Regions from separate parts of the Homo sapiens genome. Here regions 2 and 3 are each linked to region 1. A link is an interaction called in ENCODE POLR2A ChIA-PET data of the cell type or tissue named here. Cell type or tissue: MCF 10A. All regions are shown on one strand. Each heading gives the region's core, and the rest is flanking DNA. Links, peaks and the distances in the headings are about the cores only.

Evidence for each region. Peaks named below come from ENCODE experiments on the same cell type or tissue, not always from the same donor. Only the 100,000 strongest peaks of a DNase experiment are listed, where the experiment ranks them.
Region 2: POLR2A ChIA-PET joins it to region 1 with 10 read pairs; 3 of 35 experiments call an interaction of 5 or more read pairs at or near these places.
Region 3: POLR2A ChIA-PET joins it to region 1 with 9 read pairs; 2 of 35 experiments call an interaction of 5 or more read pairs at or near these places.

What each region holds. Positions count from the first base shown.
Region 1 is chr3:190,009,886-190,016,128 of GRCh38, forward strand. The region is part of intron 1 of P3H2 (prolyl 3-hydroxylase 2); the gene reads right to left. Among named protein-coding and RNA genes, the nearest start is that of P3H2, 110 kb to the right of the region's middle. In MCF 10A, for the core only: no CTCF peak of the experiment used is centred there; a DNase peak (open chromatin) is centred at 2,546.
Region 2 is chr3:190,153,212-190,158,211 of GRCh38, forward strand. No RefSeq gene overlaps it. Among named protein-coding and RNA genes, the nearest start is that of P3H2-AS1, 35 kb to the left of the region's middle. In MCF 10A, for the core only: no CTCF peak of the experiment used is centred there; a DNase peak (open chromatin) is centred at 2,730.
Region 3 is chr3:190,518,184-190,523,183 of GRCh38, forward strand. The region is part of intron 1 of IL1RAP (interleukin 1 receptor accessory protein); the gene reads left to right. Among named protein-coding and RNA genes, the nearest start is that of IL1RAP, 6.6 kb to the left of the region's middle. In MCF 10A, for the core only: no CTCF peak of the experiment used is centred there; no DNase peak of the experiment used is centred there.

The DNA of each region.
Region 1 (6,243 bases), core at 549-5,548:
CCATGTGAGTAGAGGAAGTACTGTGGGAAAGGCTATATGACTTGAAACTTATTAAATCTGTGTGTCTAGGAGCTGAGGACGCTAAGACCCTATAGAAATAAAAGGAAGATGACTAGGAGCCTAAGTCCCACCCTTCCAACTTCCAGCTTTAATGTAAAAAGAAGCTAACAGCAAATGCCTGGATGCAACTTGCATATTCTCAAAGAGAAGATGGTGAGTATATGCGTGTATGCCTAAAATACACAAGAGTATTCTACCATTTAATTTACAAAGAATGTTAATATAAATAATCTTAAGTCATCATCATGTGTAGACTGGGCAGATATTCATATCCCAATTTTGCAAATAAGAAGAATGAAGTTCAGAGAGGTCAGGTAATAATAGTTGCCACTATTATTAAACATGTAATACACCAGAGACCTGAAATAAATGTATTACCACGTGTTTTGCGCTAAATGGTGTCTCCCAAAATTCTTATGTACTAACAACTAGTATTTTAGAATATGGCTGTATTTGGAGATGAAACCTCTAAAGAAGAAACTGAGTTAAAATGAGGCCATAAGGGTGGGCCCTAATCCAATCTGGTGGTTTTTTGGTTTGTTATTTGTTTGTTTTTGAGAAGAGGAGATTAGGACACAGAGAGAGACACCAGGAGAACGAGCACAAACAGAGGAAACACTACATAAAGACACAATAAGAGGGCAACAATCTGCAAGCCAAGGAGAGAGGCCACAGGAAAAACCAAACCTGACTCCTTGACTTTGGGCTTCTGGCCTCTAGAACAGTCAGAAGGTAAATGTCTGCTGTTTAACCTACCCAGTCTGTGGTTTTTGTGATGGCTGCCCTAGCAAACTAATATATGCTGAAAATAACAAGTTTGGCATCAGTAGCTTCATTTGCAATTGAGAAATTCAAAAATAGTAATTTAATCTGACTTTAAACTCATTTCTGTCTTACACCGGAAATCACACCCTTAAGCTCTACTATATCCTCCCAGCATGATCAATGACAATGCTGGCAACTAAAGTATTCTAACTTTTAATCCAGTGTTCTTTCTACAAAGGTATCAAAAAGTGACCTTGGTAGACTCATTACGACATTAAAACAGAATGGGAAACAAAGTTAAGAAAAAATATAGTTCCTTGGGAGGCCAAAGCAGGCAGATCAGGAGGTCAAGAGATTGAGACGATCCTGGCCAACTTGGTGAAACCCCTTTAGTCTCTACTAAAAATACAAACAATTAACTGGGCATGGTGGCACGCACCTGTAGTCCCAGCTACTCAGGAGGCTGAGAGGAGAATTGCTTGAACCCAGGAGGCGGAGCTTGCAGTGAGCCGAGATTGCGCCACTGCACTGCAGCCTGGCAACAGAGCAAGACTCCATCTCCAAAAAAAAAAAAAAAATAGAGTTTCATGCAAAAATGAAAATGTCTGCTTTTCTTTTATACTTTCTCAGAATAAGACTAAACAATTCAAGAAAAATGATTTTTGTAAGCATTCTGGAGTGATACATTTGTTTTTATTTATGGTCCTTAAACCTTCCATTTTGGTTTATCCTAAAAAATAAGTTTGATCAAGACCCTCTTCCTTTAAGCATCTCCACTTATTTTATTGGAAGTAAACAGTTTTCCTAATGCAGAAAGCTTCCCAAAGGGAAGATACTTTTCTGATATTATTTTGATTAGCTGGTAAAGTTACTGAAAAGTGCTGAAAACCCCAAATACCAGAGCACCCGACAGAAAGAGCTGCCTGGGGAATGTCATCTTAATTTCGTCAAGCAGATTTTTTAAGACTCCAGATAAACTATGGTCTGATTAAATTAAAAGCAAAATTTCTAATGGGCATAGATTAACTTACAACACAATCATATGGTAGAGTATTATATGCCCACTGAGAATAATTAGAATGCAAACATGCTCATGATATACTCTCGAATGAAAAAAGCAGATTGTATGACATTCTGGATAATATGATTCTACTCATGTAACATAAATTCACTAGAAAAATGTTATACATCAAATGTTAATGGTCATGATATCCACATGGAGAAATGAGACTTAATAATTGACTACTTCTAATTTTTTTCTTGTTTTCTAATTTTAAAAACAAACATATGTGTGGTATATGAAGAAACAGGAATGGAAGTAGAATGAGAAAGGAAGCAAAGGTAGAGCTTAGTCATGATTTCCTAAATAAATATTTCAAGCATGAAAGGGCTTCATCTTGAAATTGGGACAAATTATGCCACCAGTCAATTTAATTTATATAGTTTATATAAGACAAGTGAAATTTCAAAAAGGTGTGTGCCTGTGTGTAGGTAAAGGTGTGTGTGTGTGTGTGTGTGTGTGTGTGTGTGTAGTGGGGGGCGGGGGACATATTTAAATGTACAAAGGAAAACAGCTGTAGGAAATTTTCTTGTGAATTCCTGCTGTCCTTAATCTATTTACCACACTGCAGCCAGAGTGATCTTTCTAAAATGCAAATCTGATCTTATCCCTCTCTGATTTAAAACTTCCAAAGGCTCCCCACTGGTCTAAGGATAAAGTTCAAATTCCTAAACATGACTCACAAGCTCTTGCCTGACTGCTCGTGGTTTACCTGCTCAGACTTAAATCTCATTATTCTCTGCTGTTTTCTAAAATACGGTCCTGATGAATTTTGTCTCAGTTCCACTCAGTCTCCCCTCTGGGTTTCTAGTGTTCCTCTTCTTGGGCAATTCTCCTTCCAAATCTTTGACTGATTATTTCTCACTCATCTGTAGTGACTAGCTTAAACATCATTTCCTCTGCTACGTCTTCCATGAACAACTAAATCCCATATGATCCCATCCACTTCTGGACTTCCCCTCGTGGTGCCTCTCTGGTAGTATTATAATCATCCACTGTTATGTCTGTATTCCCCCCAGTGGCTCTCTGGGGGCAGAGTTCTGAAGACACTGTTTACCAGTATACAGAAGATTAAGAGATTTTGTAAGTCAAAATAAAAACTCATCTGTATAAAAAACAGAACTAGTTTCTCTCTTTAAACTTGAAAGTCCGCTTAGCTCATAAAAAGCTGTGTCTCTATGTGCCTCCGATTGATCGTTGTATTCCCAGTGACTAACTCTTCTTGGCACACCTTGGGCTCTCAATAAGGACTGTAAGAAAAGCTGTTCATATGGTTGTTCACGCATCAAACACTGACTGAGAGCCCTGGATGGGCTACTGTGGACTAGTTACCAACTATGCGTGATAGGCACACAGGGCATGGATGTGCTCTTCGATATATATTGATATGAATATAATAAGAGATTATAGCATTGGGAGGGCTACACAGTAAATACACATGACAATGATCAGGTGATGAGTCAAGTGCAAAGGAGAATGATGTGAGAACACATAGAAAGGACACCTAACTCAATTTATTATACCACCAAGTTTTAAAAATTATGGCAGCTGGTTACAAACTATAGCAGTCTCCTGATAGCTGTTTTTCAAAAGAACTTTAGTTAAACTGGAACTAGTAAGTTATTCTAAAGAGTTAAAAATAGAAATAAACCAATGACAGTTGAAGATCTGTTAGCAAACTTTGATAAGCTGAAAGGCATTTACTAAAAGGTGTAGAATTCAGTCAGCTACTGGATGATGGATACATCTGTGGAAGGACAAGTGGATGTGTCTTCCTGCCACATAGGACAGGGCAAGGGTGAGACATGTAAGAAGAGAAAAATAGACAAATAAAAATCTGTAAATTCCAAAGAGAAAACAGATTTTCCTTGTAAATATTTTCCCTTAGGACTTTTAACATCCTTTAGGGAAATGGTGATTTTAACAACCCTGGCTTTGCCTGAGGCTCAGTTTTCAAATATCTTTTACAGGTCCAGAGAGTAAGTGGAATGGTCCTGGCTGCCAAATGCTAATAGCTTGAAAATCCTCCACGAGAGAAGAAAATCAATTAAGATGTAATTAAATCATCACTTCATCATTTCTGCATATGAAATATTACACTGAGATCAAGAATTTGGTGTGAGTAGAGTATCAGTAAATGTTAGCTTTGATCTTATTTTTTTTTAAGTAGGAAAAAAGTAGGTGTAATGTTTTCTTGATATTTTTCCTGAAGAAAATTACTCTCTGGGCATTTGCTGTCTACTAGCGAGAAAAAAAAATTTGGTGGCAAAATATGGACAATAAATAGTTGATTTATGAGAAGTATTTATTGCTTACAGGTGAGGAATTAGGGAATGATTCATGAAGAATGTAACATTTGTGCTGATCCTGGAGGAAAAGATGTGATTTGAATATGAGAAGCAGGGCTCAGCCCAGGCTTGTTGAACTAAAAGATTGAATGAAGGAATGAATAACTATTTCAAGTCTTTGTAAAGTTACAGGATTTCTTGTCATTGATATTTCTTTCTCCTATTTTGATGCAAATAATTTCACCCCTTCTGAGAGAAAAGTAGATAGGTGATCCACAGGTATGGCTACGTGAGAAGCATATCATTTAGGAGAGAGAAGTAAGGCTCTACCTAAAGGAGCAGACACCTAGGATCAACCTTGACAGATGGATAGGGTTTGGCAGCTTAAGGTGAAAAGGTTATCTTCTAGGTAAAGCAATCGTAACTGATGAAAGCAGGCTGCCTAGAAAGTGCAGGCTATGTACTGGGAAAGAAGCTCCAATTGGCTGCATCTGAGACTGACGACTGGAGAGAAATGGGACATTAGGAAGGAGGAGAGATTTCATTCACATTGTGGTTGTATTTGAGTGAACATAGACACCAATCTTGAGCCCACATCTTCTGGGGCTTGAGTCATAATGAAAAGCTCACTGTCTTCTTTGCCGCTCTTGGTGGCCTCGTGGCTTCTCTAATTCCCTGGCCTTAGCATGGAAGCCTCTTTATCATTCTGCTCTGTATGACTCTTTCCATACTCCCCGGCTGGTGCCTTCAGAGCCACAGAAACTTCCTTACTAGACTTGTGAGGAAGGAGGGAGCCTTGGTAAGAGGGAATGTGTAAGACCAGACATCAGAAGAGAGGAATTCTAGTTTTGGCTCTGCTGGCAACCTGTCGAGTGACCTTAAGCAAACCATTCAATATCTCTGAATCTGCTGCTTCATCTGTAAAATGAAGGGTTGGGCCAGATGATTTTATTTCATTATTATTTTTTAATGTTTAGAGACAGAGTCTCACTCTGACACTGAGGATGGAGTGCAGGGCTGATCATAGCTCACTGCAACCGGCAACTCCTGGGCTCAAGTGATCTCACCTCAGACTCCTGAGTAGCTGGGACCACAGGTGTGCACCATCATGCTTGGCTAATTTTTAAAAATTATTTGCTGACACGAAACCTCACTATGTTGCCTACTTTCCTGAGATTACAGGCATGAGCCACTGCATCTAGCCTAGGACACATGATTTTTAAGATGACTTCCAGTTTCCTATGTTTATCTCTTTAGTTTCTATAAATTCTAAGAATTAAAGGCTTAAATAGTATAATCTGCTTAATCCACTTTAGAAACTAAATTGTGAAAAAATGTAAAAGCATGCTTCAGTGTATAACAAGCCTTACTCAGAGCCCCCTTGGCTCTGTTTACTCACTGAAGAATAACTGATTCCAACCCACGGTTTTCCCTTCATGCCAATACCAGCGTTCTATGGTAGAAATAGCACTGACCCAGGAGTCTGGCATGAACTTTTTTTGTCTCCCTCAATCATCTTCTTTCGACCAACCTTGAACTACTCCTCAAGATAAAATACCTCCCCAAGAGTAGGTCCAGCATTTCTGATTTTCCCAAGCTGATATTGGTAGGATATGATTTATCTCAGCATCATTGCACTCAGCCTGGAACTGTCCTAAAGAGGGCAGAGATTACTTCAATCTTTTGGTTATTCCCTGACCAAGCTAAGGTTGAACCAGTGCCCTTGGAGGGCTGCTTGAGACAAGATCATAATTGCTACACCCTGCCTGGACTGAAGCTCTGCCCAAGGATAGGACTGGAGATAAATGGTCCACTGGAAGTAAGCAGTTAGGGGACATTTGGGTGGAGAAATTTGTGCATGTGTGCATGTGTGTGTGCATGTGCATGTGTGTGTATCTGCGTTGGAGGGTGGGGGTGCTTGCATTCTACTTCTTGACTATTTCCCGTAAAGTTCAGGCATGAGGGTAGACCTCTATTAAATGTCCTTGCTCTTTAGCTTGCTGTTTTGCCTCTTTATTATCTGTGGCTTCCTTATCCTGGAAGGAGAAAACATCCACAACATATATCACT
Region 2 (5,000 bases), core at 1-5,000, 140 kb after region 1:
CTCTGCATAGCATAGTTTTAGCAACAGATGTGGAAATTATGCTGGACCTTTGGATATGTCATCATTTTCCTGCCTACTTCAGTTCTATAAGATAAGCTGTCCTGGAAAAGTTTAGATGGCACTATGGGGAATGAAGACCTGGATCTGACTCATTCTTCTTTCAATGTGCTATTGAACTTTGGGCAAGTTATTCAACCTCGGCTTTAGTTATAAAATGGTACCTCTGTTTAGCTATTGGTAAATTGGAGATGAGTACTTTTACTTTCCAGGGTTATTTTGAAGCTCAACAAAGTCAACTTTTATTAAATGCCTTAGAAGTTTCTACCTGCCCTATTTTTTTCTTGCAAAGACCAGAAACTATTTTAAATAAAGGATAATAGTCTTCATGGTTGGATGGGGGTGGGCCTACTGTCTTCTGTTCTCAATTTGGGACATATTAATATTGTCTAGTCCAGCTTAGAGGGAATTAGCTCTTAATTCACCAGGTAAAGCCATACTTATTTTGGTCTATGAAAACTTGAAGCATAGAGAATGTATTTAATTCATTCACAGTTTGGCTAGATATTTAATTCTGAAGTATATGCAGAACAATGTTCCTCTTCATACAAAAGCAGCTTTTCCTAAGGAATTAGCAGCTGGCCAAGGTACTAAGTCGGTTCTATTGAACACAGCTCTGGGCCCTTGAATGGCCCTTGTCAAGGTCCTCAGACACTGCGGGTTTATATGATGCAGATCATCAATGGTCGCCTTTAAAGAATGGTGTCCATAATGTATCCTCACTCCCTTTCTGCTTTCCTGATGCATCTTCCTTAGGCTTTCTTCTTCAAAACTCTTGTTCAGTTTCTTGTCCTTCATGGGCTTAATGACTAATCATAAAGAATTTAATGGCCCAATCACATGGAACTCCATGACTTAGCAACATAAAATACACTTTACGCCCTCATCCAACGGATGGGGGTCAAATTCGTACAAACACAACTGCTGCACTTTTCTAGCTGGAGAAAAGGTAGAGTGATTTATTTCCTTCTTGATACATGATCAGTTGGCAACTAGGCTTCTTGGTAAAGCAGCTTAAATACATTAAGTATATAAATTCCCCAAACACAACAGAGTTTCTCTGCCTTATGATACCACCAGCACTTGCCTGGATTTCTGAGTTGGGAAATAAGGTACCATACTCAGGCCTCACAGAGAACAGAGCTGGAATGCCAGGTATGGAAGAGTTTAACTCTCCGAGGCCACACCATTTTTTCCATTGCTTCTTCTCCTTGCATGAGTTTGTCCATTCCCCTCTCTTTGCTCTCCAGCTTCCTCTGCATGTTCATCTTGTACTTAATCCAGTATGACTGTGATCCCTTGCTATACATCATGATTTCTTAGATCCAGCACCTACTGGCGACAGTCTCTGGGTCTCTTAGATCAGAAAGACAATCAGCTTGGCCCAGATTAGTGGTTCTATTTCCCACTCCCTGAAAATTCCATTAAGATAACTTGTTGGTCACCAAAACAATCTCTTGATAAAGCAAATCAGAGTTTATTGCTTGCTGTAATACGGGAGTACAATGTCTTGACCATCTCAGTAGCATCTTACAAGGATGTGATGGATTTCAGGCATGAATTTGAGGATTTGGAGGTCTACTTTAAGGTGAGTCTTTCTGCTGGAATCAACTTTGGATTGGACAAGTTAGTGAAAGAAAAGTTTATGGCTGGTCAACACAAGAAAGTGAGGGTTTCTCAGAGTCTTAAAGAGTAAACAGTCTTTTGATGAGCCTAAAGTTGTCACTAAAGTGACACTAAAGTGACCTATTGTCCTATGAACAGGTAAGGAGAGCTAGAGGAGTAGTCTGTTGTTCAGATAAATGGTTTCTGGAGGAAGTTCTTAAAACAGACAATAAAGTCAGTTGGAACTTCTTCCTGGGCTAGAGTTTTCTAAAGTTCTGTTAATTTACTCAGTGAGCTATATGTTTCAGATTGTTTCTTTTCTCAATTCGCAATGCCATCTCTTATTAAAATTGTGTGGCAGAGGGAGGACACATATTGTGATTTACCCCATTTCAGGACATGAATTTTTTATCTTTAGGGGAGGTGCTTGGCCATTGGTAATTTTTTTTTTTTTTTTTTTTTTTTGAGATGGAGTCTTGCTCTGTCGCCAGGCTGGAGTGCAGTTGCCCAATTTCGGCTCACTGCAACCTCCACCTCCTAGGTTCAAGCGATTCTTCTGCCTCAGCCTCCCCAGTAGCTGGGATTACAGGCACCACTATGCCCAGCTAATTTTTGTATTTTTAGTAGAGACGGGGTTTCACCATGTTGGCCAGGCTGATCTCAAACTCCTGACCTCATGATCTGCCTGCCTCGGCCTCCCAAAGTGCTGGGATTACAGGCGTGAGCCACCATGCCCAGCTCAGACAAGGCAGCAACCCAATGGCCTAGATCAACGTTTAAAGCCAGGCCACATAACGCAATGATGTTTTGTGTGTGTTTGATCAGTTATCCATCTGTAATGGTGGTGGCAAGGGCCAGATAAGGCATGTAATATATAAGATGACTCCTTCTAGGGGCTGTGGGAGTAGCGGGAAACTGAAAACGTGTCTATCACAGGTATTCATTGTCTCTAGGGAGTGCCTGGTCTGAGATGAATCACAGTATGTGCTCTCCACCCACATTTTTAATACAGGTGTTAAAAGGCCAACACCCTTGGAAATCACAGGGCTTAAAATTGCCAGTACGTGCGTACTCTGTCTAGAGCTTGTGTAGGCTGAATACACCAGGTGCCATGGCTGCTGTTGATGACTAGAAGTGGGTGGAGGCAGCAAAGGGGATCTTGTTGTTCCTGGGCCATGGTCCAGAGTCTCCAAAGAACAGACAGTGAAAAGATTATGAATCAGCTAATTGGTGTGGCAGTGTCAAATTATGGTCAGGAAAAGGCTGTTGGAAATATCAGGGAAATGCAGAAGTGGGAGAAGGCTGGAGGCCTGTTAGTGCAGAAAAGGGCCTGGCAGGAATTTAAACTAGTATACTACAGTGTTCTTGGTTGGGAAGGGAAAGCCTGGTAGGAACTGAAAATGAGGTCCTAGGGAGAACACAAGGAATAATCTAGTCACATATTAGCAGAGAAGAAAAGGATCCAGTCCAGGTACAGCTGTTGGTCGTGCTTTGGTCTCAGGCTACTTGAAAAAAGCAGAACTGTAAGTATTATATGCAATGACCAACCACAACAAGCAGAGAATTCAGGATTAGTAGCATAAAGGGCCTGCAGACAACCTCCCAGTGTTTTCCCCAATGACAATGAGCCAAAAAAGGAAAATAAAAATTAAGTCAGGAAGGATGCTGTTGCTCACACCTGTAATCCTAGCACTTCGGGGGGCTGAGGTGGGCAGATCACCTGAGGTCAGGAGTGTGAGACCAGCCTGGGCAACATGGTGAAACCCCATCTCTACTAAAAAAATACAAAAATAGCCAGGTGTGGTGCAGGTGCCTGTAATCCCAACTGCTTGGGAGGCTGAGATAGGCGAATCGCTTGAACCCGGGAGGCAGAGGTTGCCGTAAGCAGAGGTGGCGCCACTACGCTCCAGCCTGGGTGACAGAGCAAGACTCCATCTCAAAAAAAAAAAAAAAAAAAAAAAGTTAAGTCAAATGAAAAAGACATACCTAGAGAAACATTGTTCTCAAGGAGGAATCTAATGGGACCAAATCCATGGATTTAGTACTTATGGGCTAGGAGGAAAATTAGAACCAAAGATGAGCAGCCATAGATCGACCCTTCCAAAAACATTATGCAAATACTACTGTGTCAAGATCGTGGAGACACAACTATTTCATATACTGCCAGTTTATAAAATCCCCTCGAAGAGGATTATGGCCTCATTTACTAAATCAGAAAATGACCCAGCAATTTCACTTCTAGGTATAACTTCTAGATAAATGTTTACATGTGTACATAAGAAGGCATTTACAAGTATGCTCATTGAAATGTTGATTGGAAACCAAAAAATTAGAAATAGTTATATTAGTTACAGAATAACTAAATTTACTGAGTTTTATTTAAATAAGAGAATACATATGTCCGTTAAATAAATAACTATAAGAATTGACATGTATAGATAATAAGTGAAAAAGCAAGTAGAAAAAGGATACATTCAGTATGGCAAAATTTATATATACACATACACAAATATATAGATTAGTAGCTGGGTGTCATGGCTGCATGTCAAATCTGTATTTCCAGCTATTTGGGAGAACTACTTGAGACCAGGAGTTCAATGCTGTGGTGTGTTATGATCATGCCAGCGAATAGCCACCGCACTCCAGCTGGGGCAACATAGCATGACCTTTACTCTAAAAAATAATGATAGTAATATAATTCATTTATAGGTACATACGTATTTAGAAAATGAATAAAAATATAGATTGCATATGCACCAAATCAATAAGAACAATTTCCTCAGAAGAGGGAATTGGGGTTTGGGATGATATCACACAACAGTATGTATAATATTTTATTTTTTAAAACATGAAGTACATTTCTTATAATATTATCATTTATAATTTCAGTATGGTGGGCTTGTAGGTGTTTGTATTTTTGCTGGTCTTAAACCAACCAAAAGTAAATATACAAACAGAACAGAAAAAAAATCACATGGTACTCTTTATAATATTTAATAAATGGTACTAATTCAATGTATCTAACCCTGTGTAGGGTATTAACGATGTCAAGGATAACATTTAGTCCAAGCTTCCAAGGAGCAACTGATATCTAAAGACACACACACACACACACAAGCAATTACAAGAGTAAGTATAAACTTTTATGAAAACACGTATAAAGAAGATATTTCTTTTTGTTAGAAAAGGGAAGTCAAGAAAAACTGCAAAGAAGAAAAACATTTTAGATTGGCCATTCAGAAAGAGTAGGATGTTTGGGAATGGGGGAGAGCATGAATAAAGGCATAGAGATATAAAACAAGTAGACATTTTAAATAACAGCACAATGTATTGTGTGA
Region 3 (5,000 bases), core at 1-5,000, 510 kb after region 1:
TAGTGTGGATTTTGAGAGTCTGGCTGAAATCTGAGGCAAGTTATTCTATAGAGATGATCTTTTGGCTCTGCAGCTAGGAAATAGGGACACTGATGCCTGCTTAGAAGCTTAAGTCCCTATTTATTTCAACATCTTATTCATAGAAAACATTTAATAAACACTGATTCTGTCCTCTGCTAACAACTCCTTCAATGTATTAGTCTGTTAAATTACGATCATCATAATTTAACAGGTACTCTTTACTTGTCTCCATCATTATTTGTGCTGAGTATCTTAAATATATCATCTCATTCAATCCTCACAATAATCCTGTATATTTTTTTAGGAAACCGAGGCTCATAGAGTTACGTAGCATGGCCTATGTATTAGTCTGTGTTCATGCTGCTGATAAAGACAGACCCAAGACTGGGCAGTTTGCAAAAGAAAGAGGTTCATTGGACTTATAGTTCCACATGGCTGGGGAGGCCTGACAATCATGGCGGAAGTCAAGGAGGAGCAAGTCACATCTTACGTGGATGGCAGCAGGCCAAAAAAGAGAACTTGTGCAGAGAAACTCTCATTTTGAAAACTATCTGATCTTGTGAGACCCATTCACTATCACGAGAATAGCATGGGACAGACCTACCCCACATGATTCAATCATCTCCCACTGGGTCCCTCCCACAACATGTGGGAATTATGGGAGCTACAAGATGAGATTTGGGTGGGGACACAGAGCCAAACCATATCAGCCTGTGTAACAGCACAAAGCAAGACATGATGCTGAGACTCATCTACGCATTTTATTCTAGAGTTAGGAAGAACTTCCAATTGTCCCACCTCTGGACTAGAACTGAGGACTTAGACTAAGACCAATGACCTACCCAATCATCATCCTACATCCTCATCCCGGTACTACCTTGCCTGTGACTGAGAAATATCTTTACCTTTGGACCTAAAATGTGGGAGAGCTGAACTAGATGATCTCTAAATTTCTTCTGCTATAACGCATTGTGTATCTTTAAGATTCCTTTCAACTTTGAGATTCTGTAATCACATCTATTTGCAAAAGTTAAAGCTAAAATGGAGAAAGGGGAGTAAAAAGAAAATACTCTTATTGTTTTATTCCCTGGAGATGTATTTTTCTGAACAAACAAAGATGAGCAAGAGAAATCAGCATTTCATCGGCACATGTACTTTTGTCATTTCATTTAAACATAAAAATAACTCTCAGATATATATTATTATTTGCCTTTTACAAATGAAAGAACTGAGGCTCAGAGAGACTTATAGACTTGCCCAAGGTTTCCTAATTAGTAAAGATTGGAACCTGCGTGTGCCTGAGTGCAAAGCCTTTTGGTCCACTACAGCATATTTACTAGATACCACACCATGAAATTTGGAAACTCATATAACCAGATTCGTAAATGCCCCATCTCTGTATCCTCACATCACACTACCTCAGCTTCTGTCTTCTCCTCTTCTTCTACTCTTTCCTTTCCAAACATACTGCTCCAATCCTTTCTTGATTCTCTCCAGCTCACAAAACCCCTTTTAAATGCATATAACATCTTCTATCTCTATTGTTATTATTATTATTTTTTTTACTGTGGTCCTGGAATTTGTAATTTGTGCTTTTGTTTTTGTTCATCCCCATTGGGCACAGGACAGAATAAGCTATGCCATCAGCTGAGAGACTTACAAATGTCTCTATCTAATCTGTGTGTCAATCATCTTTCTATCTAGCTCTATTTATTAGTGAAATTAAAGAAAGATAGAGCATATTAAGCCCCTGGCTCTTAATAGTTGGCACCTAGAAGGGACTTGGTAAATATTCATTCCTTCCTCATCATTCAGCACTGCTGTTTACCCAAATCATTACTCATTTAATGAATCTCAGATGGAGAGGGGGAGTATATTGAGTAGATGCCCCAGCTGGTCTAAGAGAATGTGCCACAGTTTGGCAAGCAATTGGGATGGTAAAGGATAGGAAATGAATGTGATATTTACCTTAAAATATCTGCTGAGGATATGGTTTATTCTGCCCTGTGCCTAGCACAGTGACTCATACATAAGAAGGGCAAAATTGAACGGATGATGGGTTCATATTATGTCAGTGGGCCCAAAATTGACTTTCTGGATTTCTCGTGCTTTATCAATAGTATTAGTTGTGTCAAAGTTTGCCTCTACAGACTAATAAAGTAGTTTTAATTTCCTTTAATTTTGTGGTCACAAAATCAGACAATGATAAGGAGTCATAGGCTCCAAGAAAGTTAGACATTACTAGCTCAATGATGGGAAAACCCATTTCTGTCCTAATAATAAAGGGCATTTTGCAGAAAACACGGTGAAGGATGATGCTGAAGTGCCCGTTTGCATATATTGACAGCAAGACCAGTGTCAAGTATCATAAATAAATTGCCAGAGAGAAAGTAGGAAGTTTCCATTGAAGTGGGCAGCTGCAATGAGCTTCGATCTCAAGATTTCTAAAAGCATTGAAGAATTTACATCACTTCAACTATTATTTTCTGTTGAACATGAGAACAGGTAACCTTTTATGTCTAGTTTATATCCAGCAGATGCTTGTGATTTCTACCTTTCTGGCACAAAAGTCCTCATGATTACACGGCTTCCTCCTCTGCCAATCAATGCTAATGGCAAGAGAAATGAGAAGCAGTCATTTTATAAGCATTATGTCTGGAAATGTTCCTTTCGTTGATAGCAGTTTCTTAACGCCAGTATGGTTAGATGCTATGGCAACTTAAAATTGTGTTTCCATAATATAGTGGACATTGATGTCAAACTGATCTGCCTGGGTTTGACTTTGGCCGAATTATTTGGTCTATCTTTGCCTTATTTTTATGATCTGTAAAATGGGGATAATAAAACCCATCTTGTCAGGCCTTTGGTAAGTGTCAATCATATGCCATGACATTTGTCAAGAGGCTTATGCATAGGGATTTTAACCTCTATTACAATTAACAACAGCAATGAGAATTGTTCCATTGCATGCCCAGATGGATACTAAATTAGAAAAAGAAAGATCCAGGTTGAAATAATAACAGCTTTTTTTTAATATAGAACTTTAAGTCGTCAAAATGCTTGTTATTGTATATGCAAATGTATACACATGTAACATTTTTTTTTTGCAATAATTCTGAGGTAATCAGGGCAGGTGTTGCTAATGTTTTACATCATGAGTCTCAAAGGGGCTACATATTTACTACAGCCAAGCAGCTAATAAATAGTAGAACTGGGACTTGGACCCTAGTTTTCTAACTCCAAGATTATGTCATTTTTTTTTTTTTTCCTCAGTCAATCAGCCCTGGTCCTGGTTAGTTGCGTTTCCTTCTCCAGACTCCTTGCTTTCACCCCGAAAATGAGCAATTTGGAAAATATTATGTCTAAGGTAGAGTGTTTTATAAATCTGTGACTGTAGAACAATGTCTTAGGAGGTATCTCATTGGCCTCGGTGAGAATTACAACCGGGTACTGCACGGAGAGTCAGATCCATAAAGAACCCTTTATGTCCTTAAGGATGTGATTCTGCCACATTACTCTGACCTACAGATCATTCCCCATCTGCCCCATCCCCTTCAGGACCCAGGTTTGGGGATGGGAAGAAAAAGTAGATGACTCGGTTAGGCACATGGACATTTAATATTTGGGAAATGATAATAGAGCCTTTCTTAAAAAAAAAGCAAGTTCTGTATCACCGTTAATCTCCATAGTTTTCTACAACAAAATAAAGGAGAAAATATTTTGCTTTAGTTTGGATTCTAGCGTTGAGTACACATTTTCTGCTTTCTTCTTTTGAGCTCTTAGTGCCCACAGAAGAGGCTTGACTCTCATTAAAATGTGAGTTCTTTCTGTTTATAGAAATGATGGAGACTTGAGAATGGTAATACACACTAAGTAGCACTTTTCTGGAAGATTATACTTCAGTTTCCCAATTACAGAGTGAGACAGTGGTGGGGGCAGCAGATTGAATGAATAGAGTAGATCGTAAGAAGTAGGCTGAGCTTCGGAATCAGGCTGGGTTTGAATTCTAGATACTGCATGCCTAGCCTGTCCAGACTTAGTTTTCTCACCTGTAAAATGGTAATAAACATGCCTGCCTTCCTTTGCTTCCTTCCTTCCTTCCTTCCTTCCTTCCTTCCTTCCTTCCTTCCTTCCTTCCTCCCTCCCTCCCTTCGTTCCTCTTCCTTCCTTCCTATTATCTATGTATCTTTCTATGTATCTATCTATGTATCTATGTATCTATCTATCTATCTATCTATCTATCTATCTATCTATCTATCTCTATTTATTAATAAGGTTCAAGTAAGAAAAAATATATTAAGCCTCTAGCTTTTAATAGCTGGCACCTAGAAGGCACTCAGTAAATATTCATTCCTTCCTCTTCATTCAGTGCTGCTGTTTACCCAAAGCCTCTCTCATTTGATGAATCTCAGATGGAGAGGGGGAGTATATCAAGTAGATGCCCCAGCTGGTCTAAGAATGTGCCACAATTTGGCAAACAATTGGGATGGCAAAGGATAGGAAATGAATGTAATATTTACCTTAAAATATCTCAGAATCTTTCATGTGTAGGAGGAATTAGACCAGTGATAAATTGCAGTGCATGGATCTTTCACAACAGAATCATGTGGATACCTTCTGAAATGAGCAGATATCTAGGATATCTGCACTGAAATCTAAGAATCACTGGATTAGAATTTTCAGTACTCAGAGGCAGGATATTGTAGGGGTTTGAATTTGGATTCAAATTCTGCTCCCTCAGTGTAAACCTAAGGAAGTTATTTAACTTTTCTATGTTACTCATTGGGTTGTGGGGAGAAGTAAGTAATTTGATACATATGAAGTGCCTAAAACACAGTTTTACTTACTGTATAAGCCAGTCTTTGAAATACCTTGCATGACTTTGTTTAACTTACATTTTATTTCCTCTCTAACTAAATGTCCTAGATAACTACTTGGCTAACTCTTTCATTTGCTTAAAGTCTTTTTCAATATCTCCT